2 separate regions of the Homo sapiens genome follow, and region 2 is linked to region 1. Evidence: read pairs that join two places in POLR2A ChIA-PET (ENCODE). Cell type or tissue: CD4-positive, alpha-beta T cell. All regions are shown on one strand.

Region 1 (2,500 bases):
TCAGCTGTCACGACCTTGGCTACAGGCCCTCCAAAACCACATCCACTCAAGTAAGTACATTCTAAATTAGAAAATAAGTCTGAAGTAGAGGTAGCTAGACATTCCGTCTTCAGGTGGATAGGTAGAAAGAATGGCGGACACGTAGGACGGGTTCAGTCTGGAGAGATGGCTTCAAATCAGCGCAGCAGCAACAGCCCCATCTCGCCCATGTCTCTCCACACCCAACAAAAAAGCACCAAGTCCTGGAGAGGACCTAGTTCACCTGCTCCTTCAAACCAAACGCATCAGCTATAAGACCTGCATAAACATGAAATTTAGGTTTTTCTCTGAATCAGAGGCGTGATAATGGCCAGTCTAAGCAGCAGGCCACATCCCATTTTGGTCTGGGCCGTTATGTAAATTAAAACAAATACCTATGCATTTTTAATGAAAGTGCTTTTTAAAAAGTGTCCTGGCTAACTTGGTAGAAACAATTAGAGGTTTTCCAAGAAAGCGTTAGCCCAGCTCCAGGCCCCAGGGCAGAGGTGCAGCCATCACCGAGGCTCCTCCGGCAGTACTGGGGCCCTGGGAAGGAGGGTCTATGCATTTTCCTACCTCCAGGGATGCTTTAAGACAGCTCAAGTAGGGAAGAGCAAAAATGGAGAGGTAGGACTCAAAAAAAACTTTTTTTTTAATGGATGCTAAAGGATATCTCCTTGATCCTCCTGGGTCTCACACACAAGGCGGAATGGGTGTTCCTGGCTCAAGTCTGCAGTCAGGCCAGGGGAAGTGAGCCACCTGAGCTCACGTTTATCAGGAACGTCCACTGAAGCTAACTTCCCACCCCTTCTCCAGGGTCTAGGGTCCAGGTGGGGTGAGCGCCTGCCAGCCTCTTTTCATGCACATTAAAACCACTTCCCCTTAGTGAACACAGGATATGTTTTTCAGAGTCAGAAAGACTTCCGGAGTCATGGGCTGCAGATACAGGTGAGAAAAGAACACATGCAGAGCTTGCCAGACGGCGAGGCAATCAGAAGGAAGGAAAAAGCGCTGTCAACTAAACTCGAGATTTCGGAGTCTAATTCCACAGATCCACCCTGCTTTCTGGTTGCTAAGGCTACAGAAATCCCCCATGCATAGTGGTGAAGAACAAAGGCACGGAAAGATAAGGCACCCCAAAATAAGAACAAGCCACGGTGCTGATCTCCACATCTGTCTCCCTGGAGCACGGGCCCATCGATCTGCAGGGGCTGGGTTCACTGCAGGGCCCACAGATCGCTGGGAGATTTTCTAGTGAAATTGTCAAGTGCCTCCTGCTCCATCTCACTTATTACATTACTGCTGCGGCAGTTTTTCTCAATTCTACTCTCCTCAACACAGCTATCGAACTAGGATTGCTGAAGTCACAGCTCCACAGGAAAATCATTCGCTGTCTCCTGAGATTGCTCCTGAACAGGAGTGCTGTTCTTCCACGCCACACAGAAGGCCACGGGGTAGATTATTCAGGGACACCAATAAAATTAAGGATTCATCATTTCTGACCCTGGCTCTGTGAAGGTCTTATCCCATGGGGCTGCGAAAAACGGATTTAGCTTCATTTTCTTACCTATTGCGTAGAGAAGGCACATTAATGGACTAGCATGAAAGGCGCCACAGATATTAATAATACGCCTCCTGGGGCTTCATGGGAATTAATTAATATTTTTAAGGGCTTTGAAATGAGAAACACTAAATTAAATGTCACCACATTGTGTTAAGGTTTTGTCTCACAACTAGAATGCCAGGGATAATAGCTGTGTGGTCTGAGAGACAGGAGAGGCACGGGAGCATCTGATCATCCGGGGGAGTTACGACAATTTCTGCTGGACATATAAAATGACAAAGCAAGTCTCTAAACTACAGCCTATTGTGCTAGGCATTTTTCCTGAAATGCCAAATCTCAAGGTGCAAGAAAATATATGCACAGGAGTTTTGGAGGATGTGACAGCAGAAGATAATAAAAGAATGAATAACCGAAGAAAAGAAAACAAAACAAAAAACAAAACAAAACAAAAATGGGCCCTTGGTTTAATGAAGGAAAATGCAGCTCCAAATTTCATTTCCTTCTCAGTGACGGGCTCTTGTCCTAAAATGACACCTGGTAAATTTATATGCTAATAAGGCCTAAGAAATGCTACTGCAATCAGATTCTGCATTTTCCACGTAGACTTTTATTGGTATTGGAGCTCCTTCTCATACAAGTGCAGACTTCAGACCCTGGAGAGCCCTGAGCATGGGAGGGACTCTGCTCCCAGTGGCCCTCGTGGCGGCATGGTCCCGCTAGAAGCTCTGGTGAAGCTGCACAAACTGCCGCTGGTGTGGATCAAGGAGAGACGGCCACCTGGGAAGAGGAGGGGCTCAGGGGCTCTACTTGGTGGGTCTTCCCCTTTGACAAAATCCCACCAGGGGTAGCCCTGTGCCGCTGGGGCAGGCTGGACATAGACATCTGTAGAGTTTCTAACAAAGACACTGGCGTCGTACT
Region 2 (2,500 bases), 84 kb after region 1:
ATTGTATTTTCATTTCTATGGCAACCTCGTTTCAAAAACTCTTGATTAATGTTTTTTAATAACAGTTACAGAATGTTTAAAATGTAAGGGCTATCAAATTTAATGTGCCAAAAACTGCATAATATTACATAAGTTTTTTGACTTTAAGACATTTTCCTCCAATGCAATGTAATTTAAGATGACATCGTTATATCCCCATAGGTTAATTTTGAATTTGAAAAGAGTATCATTTTGAGAAACTATAAAACTATAAATGCTCACTAACAATGCATGGCCTTGGACATGACGGTAAATTTCAATCCCTCCTGAACAGTTTCCTCATCCTTAAAGTGAGGGGGTGGAGACAGATGACCTCTCAGGTGCTAAGGATTTTTCAGATTCTGAAGTTCTGACTCATGACTGGTCTTCCCAGCCATCCTGGAGGCACCCACTAAAGGCTGGAGCACACGCCTAAGGATCCTGTGCCCCGGCTCAAAGATCTCCACGGCACTTTGGATTCCAGGTGGGAGAGGCTGGGGGCCGTCAAGCAGTGGGGTCCTGATGTTATTATAACAGCCTGGGCAGTGTTCTTGATGCTCCTTTGGTGCCAGCTTGGTTTTGAAATTCCACAGTGTTCAGCTTGGTGAAAGGATAATGTGATCCCTCTGCCCCATCTCACATAACACACCCAGGAGGGTTAACACACCCAGGAGGGTTTGGAGCAGCACCCAACACTCACCACGTTAACATTTCCACTCTCCATGGAATCAATCAAGAGTGTCCAGTCTCACCCCAGCTCAGGCCAAGCGTTGCCACCAAATGAGCTGTGGAAATAATCCAGCGTTCAGAGCTTCTGGGTTTCAGAATTGCACACAGGGCCTGCAGACCAGATCACCTCCACTCGAAGGCCTGTAAGCTCAGAGCATGTCACCTCACAGGTGAAAAACCTATTAACGCCTGTCACCTCCCAAAGAATTCAAAGCAAATCACAAGGGATTTCCTTACTAGAGTCTTCCTTCATAACTGATTGGATAAAATCATATATATTTAAAAAGATACAGGTGATCAGGTGGCACAAACAAGCTTGGGTATAAATTCACAGGCTGACGTGCAGTGACACCTAAGTCACCATGCAGAATGAAGAAATTAAACATGTTCAGCAGCCCAATCACTGCCTTCTGTCCCCCACACTGAGAGTGTGGCTCACACTTATCCTCCCAACATCAACAACTGAGAGTTGTGGAAAATAAACACAAAGCAAGACTGGGGCTGGCCACACAGGTCACAACATTCACTATCCCCTGGTTTGTCTGAAGGCAGAGCCACCCAATTCCCGGGAGCGCTCATTAGGATTCACAGCATCAAGCAGAAACTCGGAGCAAAGCCGAAGCTACACAAATGCATAATTTATAAAGAGAGTCAGAAACTAGAACACATAGCAAAGAGAGTAGATATACCTCGCAGGGAAGGGGAGGCGGGTAACCAAGTTGTCCAAGAGAAGGAAAAGCCAGTTTGCCCCTCACTTCCATCCCCAAGCACTGCTACAAAGTGAGCACCAAACCCGCAGGAAGCACATCCAACTGAATTTCTGCAACCAAAACCTGCAGTCCAAAACAAGATCATCATCACCAGCAGCAACTGTGTTAGCTTGGGAGACTCTCTATTTTTATATTCCTTTGTTCATTTCAATGGGAATTGGGAATGAGGGGAGAGGTGCTTGAATCTATGAGCTCAGCTCGTTACCTTGAGCCAGAGGCCTCATTTAGATTTAAGTACTACTCTTTTTTTAGGCCAAATTCTGTCTATGTATCACTGCTTTTAAAATCTGCCTCCACCCCTGTAGAACATCCTGATCAAAAGGAAACGAGAAGAGGAAAATTTCGGCCTCAGGGATGAGGAGGCCTCGCCCACGGCGACCTTCGCACACGTGAGTGCTACAGTCCTCACTTGGCTCACCCCTTCCTGCACCACGCAAACTGCACAAGGGACTTGGTATGAGTTTAGTTCCAACATCACAGACCCTTGAGAAATTTAGATTTCTGAAAGTCAAAATAAGAACTGCATACAAAATAAGTTTCATAAAAGGAATCGTTATAGCTCACTTTAAAGGTGCTAGTTTTATTCTGGGGGAAAAAAAGTTTATTATAGAAACTGCAACTGTTTTGGCCAGGCATGGTGGCTCACGCCTGTCATCCCAGCACTTTGGGAGGCCAAGCCTGGCGGATCACCTGAGGTCAGGAGTTTGAGATCACTCTGGCCAACGTGGTGAAACCCTGTCTCTACAAAATATAAAAATAAATAAATTAGCCGGCTGTGGTGGCACGCACTTATGGTCCCAGCTACTCGGGAGGCTGAGGTGGGAGAACTGCTTGAACCCGGGAGGCGGAGGTTACAGTGAGCCGAGATCACACCACTGCACTCCACCCTGGGTGACAGAGCAAGACCCCGTCTTAAAAAAAAAAAGTTGTAACTATTTTAAGCAAACTAAAGAAACTCCCTTCTTAAGGAATTCCATACTGAA

The links. ChIA-PET counts read pairs that join two places held together with the same protein. Peaks named below come from ENCODE experiments on the same cell type or tissue, not always from the same donor. Only the 100,000 strongest peaks of a DNase experiment are listed, where the experiment ranks them.
Region 2: POLR2A ChIA-PET joins it to region 1 with 5 read pairs; 2 of 35 experiments call an interaction of 5 or more read pairs at or near these places.

What each region holds. Positions count from the first base shown.
Region 1 is chr17:80,701,757-80,704,256 of GRCh38, reverse strand. All of the region lies in intron 3 of RPTOR (regulatory associated protein of MTOR complex 1), which reads right to left. Among named protein-coding and RNA genes, the nearest start is that of RPTOR, 160 kb to the right of the region's middle. In CD4-positive, alpha-beta T cell, no CTCF peak of the experiment used is centred here; a DNase peak (open chromatin) is centred at 1,006; H3K27ac peaks cover 292 bases.
Region 2 is chr17:80,617,930-80,620,429 of GRCh38, reverse strand. The region is part of intron 1 of RPTOR (regulatory associated protein of MTOR complex 1); the gene reads right to left. Among named protein-coding and RNA genes, the nearest start is that of RPTOR, 74 kb to the right of the region's middle. RefSeq lists a silencer at 274-474. In CD4-positive, alpha-beta T cell, no CTCF peak of the experiment used is centred here; no DNase peak of the experiment used is centred here.